Linked DNA regions of Homo sapiens: region 2 is linked to region 1. The links are chromatin loops, found by intact Hi-C in ENCODE. Cell type or tissue: heart left ventricle. All regions are shown on one strand. Each heading gives the region's core, and the rest is flanking DNA. Links, peaks and the distances in the headings are about the cores only. Region 1 holds the start of TECRL (trans-2,3-enoyl-CoA reductase like). Region 2 overlaps TECRL (trans-2,3-enoyl-CoA reductase like).

Region 1 (6,609 bases), core at 643-5,642:
GTTTACTTCTTTTTCCCCAGGTTACAAAATTGTTCTCTATCAAATTCTAATCTCATAGTTTGCTATCTTTTCAATGTTTATATGAAGTGAAGAATTCATCATTTTATATTGTGTAACAGTTATTTTAAGTTCGTTGGGATTTGTAATTAGTACTGACAAAAATAAATTTTTCACTTTAGAATGCTTTACATGCACATGCACATATATTTATATATAAAACATATATAAACATATATATGCCACTTCTCTTTACCTTAGACAGGATTTTTTAAATGTTACATAGTAATGTACTAGGACTTTTAAAAATTTAACTTTAAGATAGCACTTTGCTAATGTTAAATACATCTCAATGCAAATGTGTGTGTGTGTTTGAAGATCAGTGCATCCAGAACTCAGAGATGATGAAAATGTTCTGTCTATTCTTGCTTTGGAATTTCAGATAAGAGTAGTCATATTACAAAGCAGAGATAAAAGGAGAAAGCAAGAAATCATTCAATTGCTGGTAAAGTAATACTCTACACAGCAAATCACAATAGCGTGTTATATATAGAAATAAGATCAGTCACTGTTTTCAAGCCTGCTAAATAAAACTGAACTCTTGGAATGGCATACCATTTGACCTTTCAAAGGTTCTCCAGCAGTATTTAACTGATGCAAAAGGAACACACTTGCAATTTTCTACTTTTGACATGACAGACCCTCCTCTTAGTTCACACAATGTTCAAAAGGCACAAGTCCCTCGCTTCGGAACGCAAGAGAGCATTACTTTCCCAAAGAGCTACACGGTTCATACTGAAGGATGATATGAGAAATTTTCACTTTTTGTCAAAACTTGTACTCTCAGCGGGCCCTCTAAGACCAACTCCAGCAGTCAAACATTCAAAAACGACTCACTTTGAGATTGAAATATTTGATGCTCAAACAAGGAAACAGATATGTATTCTGGATAAGGTGAGTTTATTTATTTATTTATTTGTTTGTTTGTTTAAGTGTTTCTTCTCTGCCCCAAATATTATTGATTGCTTGATTAAATTCTAACACGACTGTTCTGAAATACATTTCTGACTTTTACCTTAATTTTGTGGTGAACAGGATGCATACTTTATGCATTGTTTTAATAGAAGATGTTCAATGCATCTCTCATACTCAATTTAAATTAATTAAATGGTAGATAATAATGAGGTTCTGTCATTGGTCTGTGAATTTTATGCTGTCATTGACCATTGTCCACAGGTAAAATTACAAATGCTCAACCTATTTTCCTACATGTAAAATGTCTCCAGGTTTTTGTCTTCGTGTACTTCATTGTATATACAAATTATCATAGAGTTTGATTAGTTTCTATAGAAAATAGTAAGCAAAAGCCACAGTAGTTGTTAGAAGTAACATGTAATATGTCTGAAAAAATTTAATCATTTAAGCATTATTTTGAATTGATTTTATTATTTTTCTTAAAAAGTGACTACCTCACTTTTTATGAAAGTTTACTTGCTTCAAAAACACTATTTAAGTTCATGAAAATAATGTTTTGAAATGTTACTCGTCCAAATCCATATTCACAGGTGTTGCACTAAGGAATGAGAAAATATACTCTTCTTAGGTTAGAAAACTAAATTATAAATATATGTTTATATTTTAGATAAATATATGCATAAATAATATTCCAAGCATTTTCAGTTTTTAATAAATTTGAAAAGTACTATTAACTTAATATGAGAAAGGCATATTTGTACAGGTAATAAAATAGAGCTTGATCTTGTTTTACAAAAATATTGAATACGTTTTTGTTGCTGTGTTCTAAAAATAAAATGCAATCAATCATTCCGTTTTTCCATGTTCTAGCTAGGTCTTTAGAAAAAAGGAAAAAAGAAGCTGTTTAGTCCTTTCTTTAATAATTGCCAAGCACATAATATATAATTTCTTATTCAGTAATTATAACACTATGAGCAGTTTATAAATTGAGTTATATTAACTTTAATTCATAGATGGAAAAGAAAGATTAAGACCTTTTATTAGTGCACACAGGTCATGAATTGAACTAAAAGATCTAAAACCATTTCTGTACAGTTTTAAATCATATGCTTTTTCTATAGTTCTACTGAGGCCATATATAAGCGATGAGTATATATCATACAAAATAGAATTTTGATATATTTATTTCAGGACTTCTATAATTTACTTTTATTTTAGTATCAAGGTGAAGTTTTGAGATTTTTAAATATCATACAAAATATTTAATATTTAAATATATTACACAAATATTTTATATTTAAATATCATAAGAAAAATAAAAAAATAAAATTACTCTTCAGAAGTTGCTAATGTTTATAATATTCCACTATGAAAAACACAAATCTTACAAGAAAAAACACAGTTAAATTCAAGGACACAGTGCAACAAATGGAATGAAAATCAAATAAGTCAAGGATTTCCAAAGACTACAATTCTAAAATGACACTGGTTATTGTGTCCTTTCTGACAGGTGTATAGACCCTGACAGGCAATCCACCTTAAAGTAATGAAAAACTCATGATGTTTAAATGTTCTTTTACTTAATTACACACACACACACACACACACACATGCCAATTAGTTCCTAATTATTTGCCTTACACATTTAAATTTTTTCTTATTCATATTTTATTTGAAGGTAAGACAGGGATTTTTATATTTTTACGTGTTAATTAAATTGTGAAAAAAATTAAACATTTAGAAGAAATGAAATTTAAATATTCATTATTCAGAGATAAGAATTTTGCAATTTTGCATGGGAGTCTCATGTTTGAACTATGAGAGTCCTGACATTTGCATCTCAAGTGGCAGATCTTTATAGAAACTTAGCAGGCTAAATAGAGGATTAACACTGGATAGCTCATAATCCTTTATTGCACAATCACCCCTATATAATGTGCAATTTACTGCATTCAAATCTTTGATGTCTGAGTAGAAGTGGATCTTGCTGTGTCTTGTTTTAGTTTGTAAATTGATAAACTGTTTCATAATAGTGGTGAGACACTTCAGAGAAAAAAGTCTTCTAGATTAATTTTTTTTTTTTGCTTAGTAATTTCTAACATTTTGAATTTGTAAACATAAAAAAGACTGATTTATTTATTATTATTATTATTCCTGATGTTATTTTTCTTAGACAAATTAACAACTTTGTAGTAAGATCATATTAAGTGCCTTTCATTGTACCTGGCTCTACCCAGTGTACAAAAGAAATGTTGCTTATAACTTAGTGCCCGTCTTTCAATACTTACTATGCTGTAAAGTGGTACAATTTACATACCATGTACTTTGGAATTAAGCATATCTGGACTCAATCCCTGTTACATCATTTGTGTCTATCAAGGAGTAAGAAAGTCACTGAATTGCTCATCCCCAAGACCCTTATTTAGAATATGGGTTAATAAAATCATATCAATAAAGTTAATAAATGTTACTTTGGAAACTTCTAGTAGAGTAGGGATAATATATGTTACATGCTTAGAATAGCGCTTTGACCATAATATGGACAAAATTATTATTATTATTTTATTTTTAATAATCATTTGGAGAGAGAAAGTAATATACATAAAATATAACAATAACAAATGCTGAGCCTTTTGATAACTTGCTAAGAATTTAAATTTGACTTCTTAATATTTAATTATTCTTTGACATGATTTGTTATAATGCTTAGGATAGATATATTTATCAAATATCTTAAATGAGATGTATTATCTTAGTAATGTATGTTCTAACAGAAACTTTGTTTTATGTCTATTACTCAAACTTTAAAATGGACAAAGTATAGACTCAAAATATTCATGAGATAAAAATTTTGAGAAAAGTCCTAGGATGAAAGAAAATATATTTATTATGTTCTTTAACTTAATTACACACATACACACACACACACACGCGCGCGCGCGCGCGCGCCTAACAAATAAAAAAGCTTTCTCTTGCCTCTGCTGTCGTCTCTAGTTTTTGCCCATTTCTCTCATTACTTTCCTTAGGTATTCATATTGTCAGCTTTCATTTGCCTCTTCTCACTGTATCCTAGTCCCAATTCATTTGGGCACTCACTTCCATCAGTTCTCAGAATCTGAACTTACTGAGGTCACCAGTGAGGCACGGCAAATACTTTGCTAAATGCAGAGCCCTATTCTCACGTCTTATCTTACTGGGTATATCAACAACATTTTCCACTGTTAATCGCCTCCTCCTTAACTAGCATTTGTTATTTGAGTTCCAGGAGAATATACACTTTTTTTAACCAACTTCGTTGGCTTTTCCCTTTCCTTATTGCTGATTCTTCAACTGACTTATTAGGAATGGACTTTCAAGAACTGAGTCATCACAACTTCTCCTCCTCTACAATAATTTACTTTATTGAGTTCCATAATTTAAAAAAAACTTCCTAGTGATGTCTCATAAACATATACTGTAACCTATTATTTTCCTTGGACTGTAAATCTACATATCTATATATCGATTTAATCTATTGAGCTATCTGGATGTTTACCAGGCATATCAAACTTAATATCTCTAAAACTGACCACTTGGTCTTCTCCCAAACATCTTCCACAGAGCTACTTAAGCCAATAAGTGGCAACTACATCCTTCAAATAGCTCAGGCCAAACACTTGGAGAAATCATGACTTGTCTTTTAATCTGACACCTCACATACAATCCATCTTCTTGGCAATAGCTTCAAAATATATCAACCCTTCTACTTCTAGCACTCCTGAATCTTCCTCCTACTTGTGTCTTTATCACTTTCAATATATCCTCTACTAACAACAAGAACTAGCCTGTTAAATCCTGGCAGATAATATCATTTGCTCCTCAAAACTAGTCAATGCTTTTCTTTAGATCTTAACTGTTAACATTTCCTGGAGGCTTTTCCTGACTACTAAGAGAGCAAAGCTAGCCAACATTTTTTATTATGCTTCCTTGTTTTACTTCTTTACTAGACTTATTGCCAACTAAACTACTATTTATTTTTCTTTCTTTAGTTCATTATTTGGCCTACCCTTAGTATATAAGCACAAAAATATCAGATTGTTTGTTTGTTTTACACACTTGTATCTTCAGCATTAATAGCAATGTTTAACACAAATAAAGTGTTTAAACAATATGTGTTGAATAAGTGCACTCCGGTTCAAGAAACATGTGAATTTGACACAGCATTCATGTTCAGTAGTGATAGTTTTGAGATGGAGGAGTATAATATTTGAAAATAAAGTTTATGATTTTCTACATCAAATCAAATTATTGTTAGAATATTTGTTCATACATTCACATAAAAAGACATTCTCTCAAACCCTTTTACCTACTGCTCAAATTCTCCCCAGCTTATTCTGAAAACAAATACATATAATTTAACTTTGTGTTAGTGTATAATTCATTAATAGACAGTCATGTTCTGATGACAATTTTAATAAGATTTTCATAAAGCAGATGGGAATATTTATTTAGCTCATTTAGCTAGTTCCCATGAATGATTAAAATAACTAATCATGGATAACAAAATGGAGAGCAGATTTAAAATAATTGTTAAATACCATTTTCAAGTATTTGTTGGAACATTAAAAATAAGAGATTGTAGGAAAAATAAATTTTAAAAATATAACAATGAACCATTTCCAGTTGCTGCCTGCTGTTGTCTCATTTCTTTCTTGTAAAATGTCAGAAGCTTATCTACTGATAAGTCAATGATTGAAGAGCATGCAAGAACTCTAAGAGCCTGAGTTGATAAATGGTAAATGTTTCCAATATCATCTCATTCTATTTTCTTCAATCTTTTCTCCAAGTAACCTGACCTCAAGAGCTCTCTTTCTCCTATTGTTTTTTTTTTTTTTTTGGTAAAACTCTCAAAAGCTTTTTAAATATTTCTTATGAATAAAATAAAGCATTCAATAATTCTCTAATTCTTCTAATAGTAAAAATAACAATTGTCCTCAGAAAACAGTAGAAATAATTACAGGATAGTAAGAGTGCATACAAATTATACCTTTGTAACCTTAGAAATTTTGACAATTCTTAATTTTTGACATTGCCATTTTAATACTTTACCTTGTACATGATACTTAGCATATTTATGCTTTAGTTTGTTCATCTGTAAAATGGGAATAGTATCTGCCTTAGAATGGCCACATGGCAGTTTTCAGAATTTCGTGTACATGCAAATGACAGTATCTTTTTTTTTTTGTCTTTCTTTTCATTTTTCCTTCTCTTTTGCTCCATCTACTCTTCTGCCTCTTCCTCATATTCCTGCCCCCCTTTTCCTCCTCCCCATGCCCCCTCAGTCTTCTTTTTCCTATTTCTTATGGTGTTTCATGATATAAGAATTAATCAAAAGCACATGGGAGTTGAATTCAGAAAGTCTTCTATATTAGTATAAATCTGAGAGTGTGATTTCTTTTTCCTTAGGCATGGTCTGGTATCTCTGACTTTTATTCATTTTTTATGGAACAGGAAGGCTTTCCTGGAGAAGTTATATTTATGTGTGTCCTAGATAGTTTATAAGAAGAATATAACAGGGAGATATGCCTGAGGCTAAAATAATTTACTAAGTCTATGTGTGTGTGTGTGTGTGTGTGTGTGTGCGCTCAGGGAGGGAAG
Region 2 (6,609 bases), core at 1,003-6,002, 65 kb after region 1:
GTTACAATGTGTAGTCAAAGTGGAAAAGATTACCTGCAACCATACAGTTCTTCTATATCAGTTAATCCACACAGGAGAAAGGCATTAGGTTCAACAGGACCTTAACTGGGGTCTGCTTGTGACTTAGAAAACCTTTAACTTCTTTTTTTTTATTATTATACTTTAAGTTTTAGGGTACATGTGCACAACATGCAGGTTAGTTACATATGTATACATGTGCCATGTTGGTGTGCTGCACCTATTAACTCATCATTTAACATTAGGTATATCTCCTAATGCTATCCCTCCCCCCTCCCCCCACCCCACAACAGGCCCCGGTGTGTGATGTTCCTCTTCCTGTGTCCATGTGTTCTCATTGTTCAATTCCCACCTATGGGTGAGAACATGTGGTGTTTGGTTTTTTGCCGTTGTGATAGTTTGCTGAGAATGATGGTTTCCAGCTTCATCCATGTCCCTACAAAGGACATGAACTCATCATTTTTATGGCTGCATATTATTCCATGGTGTATATGTGCCACATTTTCTTAATCCAGTCTATCATTGTTGGACATTTGGGTTGGTTCTAAGTCTTTGCTATTGTGAATAGTGCCGCAATAAACACACGTGTGCATGTGTCTTTATAGCAGCATGATTTATATTCCTTTGGGTATATACCCAGTAATGGGATGGCTGGGTCAAATGGTATTTCTAGATCCCTGAGGAATTGCCACACTGACTTCCACAATGGTTGAACTAGTTTACAGTCCCACCAACAGTGTAAAAGTGTTCCTATTTCTCCACATCCTCTCCAGCACTTGTTGTTTCCTGACTTTTTAATGATCGCCATTCTAACTGGTGTGAGATGGTATCTCATTGTGGTTTTGATTTGCATTTCTCTGATGGCCAGAAAACCTTTAACTTCTTTATGGACAATGTTAATCTCACTTGACTTGTGATGGATTGATTTAACCTCCATGTCACTCAGTCAAGAGCTACCTGACTCACATTGGCCTGGTGTGTGAAATAATAAATGTCTTATTGTTTAAGACAACAAAAACAGACAAACAAACAAAAAACAAGATGGAGAATAAAAATCTATCTGAAACGTTTTCAGATTGTCATTTTGTTTTTCTGTTTTCTCTTACCAATTCCTCTTTGCTGAGAGCTATGGTTGGTAGCATGTAGTTTCATTCAAAGCCTTAAAGCCATTACATTTCACATAGGAGCTTTGTTTTAAATTACACCTTAATTTTAAATTACACTTTGTTTTAAATTTAAATTAAATGTCAGGCACCATTTTCAACATTCACCATTAATGTTTGTGCATTTGAATAGTAAGCAAGTGTAAAGTCTCTCACCTCATTCTACTTTCCAATCTGAATGCAAATAACTCCAGATGCTACCTTTTCCATAATTTATATAAAATGTCCTAAATTGTGTTTTTTTCACAAGACAGAGCTTCTCAAAAATGCACCAGGAATTTCAGACTCCTATATCAAAACTAAAAAAATATAACATCAAATATCATGTCTTTATATCTATCTATCTACCATATATCAATAAAATTTGATAGATGTATAGATATAGAATCTTATAGATAGATATAGACATAGGTTATATAGAGATATAAATAGAGATTATATTTGTATCATCTTATATGTATAAATATGTTACATATGGAGCTATAATATATGTATATGTGTGAGTATATATATATATGAGTTTTTTCCTATGATTTTGTCCTATTACTTCCTCTTCTAAATGCTGACAATTGAAAAACAAATCAATGCAAATGGTAACCTAGCTGGTTTGCATTGGATTCACTTATACATTTCACAGATATTTATACACAGATTACTGTGGGGGAGGGTGGGGATAGACCCCTTCCTCTCATCTATTAATATTTATTTTTTTTAAAATTTTATGTTTTCTGGTATTTTTTTAAAAAGCTTTCTATAGATTACAAATGAAAGCAGGTTAAAATGTTCTCCACAAGCCATGACATTTTGTTCATACTTTATTTTTTTCTCTCCGTGGCTCTAAAGTGTGTAATTGAGGTTAATCTTTTGACAAACTGATGTATCAGCAATCAACCAGCAAGATTTTGAAAGAAAATCATTCTTCCATGAGTAGAAACCTAACTGTTGAATAATTTGTAGCAAGAAAGTATTTTCCCCATAACAAGGTTGAATGAGATGAATAAAATTCTATTTACCAGAATTGATTTTTGTTAAAGCATTAAATTTGCCTGGAAAGAATGTTTTAAGTAAGTGTGTGTGTGTGTGTGTGTCTGTGTGTGTGTGCATGTTTATCTTAGTGACAGTAAATAAATATCCATTTAATGCTTTGAGGGATATCATGATAAATGTTTCTTTGATTTCTTTCCTGTTGAGCAACAACTACATTTGACTGTAAGAATATGTTTACTTGGTTATATAGTTTGCTTTATTTGTCTCTATAACTTTAATTAACTCATGCAAAATTGGTAAATAGGGTAATGGTATCAGTATGATGTGGAATTTACAATTGTTTATAAACCTTTCTTTGAGCACGGTATCATTTTGCACCACCAAGTAACACTAGCTGAGCACAAACTATACAACATAAACACGGAGAGATATAAGCTATTAATATACACTGTATCACAATATCTATTTCTTACCAAGCTCCTTTGGCCAGGTGCTCTGTCTTAGAAATGTATTTTGTCTAATTTCCCTTTATCTTTGTTAATTTAAGCACTGGAAACTCATTCTTACACACATTTTCATCACCCTTTATTCCCCCTTTTTTAAAGAAGGCGAACTATATTTTCTGTTGAATTTTTTATTAGAAACATAATTTTAACTGTACTATTATTTTTTATTATGACTATTGCTGGTTTTGTTAGTGATCACAACACAGAGTTGTAAAGATTTTAACTAATCTTTCCCTAACTTTATGTTTTTATAACCTTGTATTTTCATAGTGTTATTTTTTCAGAAAACGTGTCTCAGGAATGCATATATCATGTTTTAGCAGAAATGCTTCCACCTATACAAAAGACCAAAAGTTTTTAATGTTGCTTTAAAACTATAATTTAATAGTATATTTAATGAGTTCTTAATAATTTTTTTGTAATTTGACATATTATTACATTTATTCCTCACAGTGTCCTGAATAGATAGATACTTTTGTGGCCTCCATTTATTTTTGTTTTTATTGTTTGTTTCACAGATGAGAACACTAAGATTCATGGAAATCATTTACCTGAGAATAGTAAAACAACAACAGAGTATAATTTCAGATTTTAAACACAGTGAATGTGGACAGACTTTGGTGGTTAAGCAGTAATCACCTTCTCTTCAGATAGGGAAAGGATTATAAGTAACAGTCTCACATTTAACTAAAATCATGGTATATATAAATATAAATAAACACACACACATACACACACACACACACATATATATATATAAAACTACTACCAAGTCTTCTTCTAAAAAAGGCCATGCATCTATTTAAATATTATAAAATCACATCACACATTCTTCAGTGTCATGCAGTCCTCCAATCACTGCATATACTAGTGGTGATCAAAATGATCCAGAGTACTTGTTCTCATGGAGATTTCACAACAGTAATGAGAAATGTACACTAAAAATCTTAATAGACATAAGTAATTTCAGATATAAAGACCAAAAACAGGGAAGTGGGGAAACAATAACAGGCAGAAAATACTAGGATCTGCTCCATCTGGCAGTATTTTTATGAGATTTTTAGGGTGTTGCTTTTCTGGCTGGAAACTTGTGGCTAGTGATGCCTTTGCCTGAGTTTTCCTTGGGCCTGCTGGGCTCATTCTGCCCACTCGGCCTGGCAGGTTGCACTGAGCTCATGCTACTGGCCCGGATCCCACACCTCGAAGGGAAACTGAAGTCAGGTGTGGAGTGACAAAGGGTGTGTGAGTGAGTGTTGGATCAGGCCACTCCACAGTCAGACATGCTGGCTCCTGCCACAGGGTAGACACCTCCAGGTGCCAGCATGGGTGTTAGCTCTCTGTGAGGCTGCAGCTGGACCAGGCACACCACAAGCTGCTTCCCCAGCTGTCACCAGGGAGTGTGATAGCACCCAGAAGCTTAGAAATGCCAGCAACCACAGGGGCCCAAAGAGGGAGTCACAGGCCTGGCTCTGGAAGCTCCCAGGTCTGGGCTCCCTGAAAGGCTGCAGCTTTTCTCTCCTTCTCTTCACCTGCAACGTGGCAAGCAAGGGGGATGTTTTAGCCCCATTTTTTTTTTAGATGGAGTTTTACTCTTGTCGCCCAGGCTGGAGTGCAATGATGTGATCTCAGCTCACTGAAACCTCACCTCCACCTCCCAGGTTCAAATGATTCTCCTGCCTCAGCCTCCCAAGTAGCTGAGATTACAGGAATGTGCCACCACCCCCAGCTAATTTTTGTATTTTTAGTAGAGATGGGTTTTTGCCATGTTGGTTAGGCTGGTCTCAAATCCTGATCTCAGGTGATCCACACACCCCAACCTCCCAAAGTGCTGAGATTACAGGTGTCAGCCACCTTGCCTGGCCTTTAGCTCCATTTTTGTTATAGCTCTTTTAGCCTTGCTGTTTGGTGGATCCTGAGTTCTTGTCCCACAAACAGCAAGAATGAGGTATGAAGACAAGTGGAGGGTGGGCAAGATGAAGAAGAGCTTGGACTGAGCAATAGAACAGCTCAGAGAAAACCTATAGGGAGAAGCTCCTTTCTGCCACCAGGGTCTCCCAACAAGTGTTCAGCTCTTAGCAGAGAGGAGACCCTAGAGTGGGAAGCTCCTCTCCATGGGCAGGTTGTCCCATCATCTCTGCAGCTCTCAGCAGAGAGGAGGTCCTGCAATGGGTTGTTCTCCACTGCAAGCAGGTCATCCTGCTGTCTTCCAAGCTCTCAGCAAAAAGGAGGCCCTGGAGTGGGTTGTTCCTCTCTGCAGCTGGTAGTTCCCGCCTCTCCTCAGCTCTGCCTGAGCCTGGGGCCTTTATGGGCTTCAGATGGAAGGAAGTGTACTCTGATTGGTCCATAGGCAGCCAAGGGAGGGCCCAGAAAAGACACCACAAGTTCACATCCCAGTCTGTGAGACTGGCAGCTGGGTCCCCATCCTTCAGGCACTTCACGGCCTGAAGATGAGGCCTCACCAGGAACTGGCCCCCTCTGCCCAGGAGCCTGTCTGCTTCCTACTGCTGTTTATGGTGCCCAGGCTGTTCATGCCAAGGGGCATCTACATGCCAGTGCCAAGCTGCCCTTAGTACCCCTATGGCTTTCCTCCCTTGCTTGTCAGTGCCCAAAGTCCAGAGGGGGCTAGAGCAGCAGGCAGCAGGGGGCTGGTGTGTCAGCACTGCTCCAAGTGTGCACAAACCCGGTAGGGCTGTCACAGTGCCTGGGCTTGGTCCCAACTTTGCTCTGAAATTGGAGTGGGCACTGAGAGCAGAGAGAAGCCAGACAGCTGGAGCAGACACTTTCAACCCTGTGAAGGCAGCGGGGCCTCCCTAGACCTCTGAGAGTTCAGGGATTCCTGGGCCTGCAGCCATGATTTGGGTGGCTGCAGCTGTGTTCGGTGGGGTGATTGTCATGCCTGCTCCATGGAGTGAGAGGCTGGGGTCTGCAGCCACAGTTTGGATGGCTGCAGTAGAACCCAGGGAACTCCTGCCCCTACTTATAAGGGGTGAATCTCCCGCTTTTTCCTGGCTTCTGCCAGCTCCATGGAGCATGCAGTCCTGGCTTCACCTCCCTACTGCAGCTGGCATGATGGCAACAGCCTCTACAGATGACCTGATGCTGCCATCAGTATCAGGAAAATTATCTCTGTATAGAGTAATTCAGTAACTCAGAAAGTCAAATAGTTGAGTAAAACGAGGTTTACGGTTGCTCATAGTGAGACCAAGAGAGAAGAGGGCAAAGTAAAGTAGGTACGTTCCTCAGGTTGTGATTTGTTATGGATCCTATAATTTAGTCCAGAATAGCATGAAATTTAGGAGAAATGAGGAATTTATGATCGTGAAAATAGTAGAATAATTCTTGGAAAATCAAGGAATGTTTTAGAGAGAATTATTAGTGTAAATAAGCAGAAAGGAGAGATGGTGATTATAAGAAGTAAGATATTTGAAATCTCTAGTTTGGGGGTAGTGCATTTCTTAGTATAAGACGCGGGGAAAGAGTTGCAGAGCAGAGAATCTTCAGATTTGAGTAGATCAAGGACCTAAAGGGCAGAAAATTAAAGTGATGTTAAAATCATCAACATTGATAAGTAAATAGTGGAGGAGAGGATGTGCTATGCTAATATGATCAGTGATTTAGGTGGAAAGAACATTAGACATAGCAATTAGAAGAAATAATATTAGATAGTAAAGTCTAGTGATATGCATTCCACAAGGAAAATGGAAAACAAATATTTTTCCATATATATATATATATTTTTATTATACTTTAAGTTCTAGGGTACATGTGCAAAACATGCAGGTTTCTTACATATGTATACATGTGCCATGTTGGTGTGCTGCACCAATTAACTCATCATTTACGTCATTCACATTAGGTATATCTCCTAATGCTGTCCCTCCCCCCTCCCCCCACCCCACAACAGGCCCCAGAGTGTGATGTTCCCCTTCCTGTGT

The links. A loop is a pair of places that touch in the nucleus more often than their neighbours do. Peaks named below come from ENCODE experiments on the same cell type or tissue, not always from the same donor. Only the 100,000 strongest peaks of a DNase experiment are listed, where the experiment ranks them.
Region 2: a loop joins it to region 1, with 3 times the contacts of the local background. A loop is called at or near these places in 8 of 110 quality-filtered maps.

Annotation. Positions count from the first base shown.
Region 1 is chr4:64,403,460-64,410,068 of GRCh38, reverse strand. TECRL (trans-2,3-enoyl-CoA reductase like) reads left to right here and starts at 619. Exons shown (of 12, transcript NM_001010874.5): 1 at 619-951. The coding sequence starts at 718. In heart left ventricle, for the core only: no CTCF peak of the experiment used is centred there; no DNase peak of the experiment used is centred there; H3K4me3 peaks cover 5,000 bases; H3K27ac peaks cover 4,839 bases.
Region 2 is chr4:64,339,246-64,345,854 of GRCh38, reverse strand. All of the region lies in intron 2 of TECRL (trans-2,3-enoyl-CoA reductase like), which reads left to right. Among named protein-coding and RNA genes, the nearest start is that of TECRL, 67 kb to the left of the region's middle. In heart left ventricle, for the core only: no CTCF peak of the experiment used is centred there; DNase peaks (open chromatin) are centred at 3,944 and 5,464; H3K4me3 peaks cover 553 bases; H3K27ac peaks cover 2,350 bases.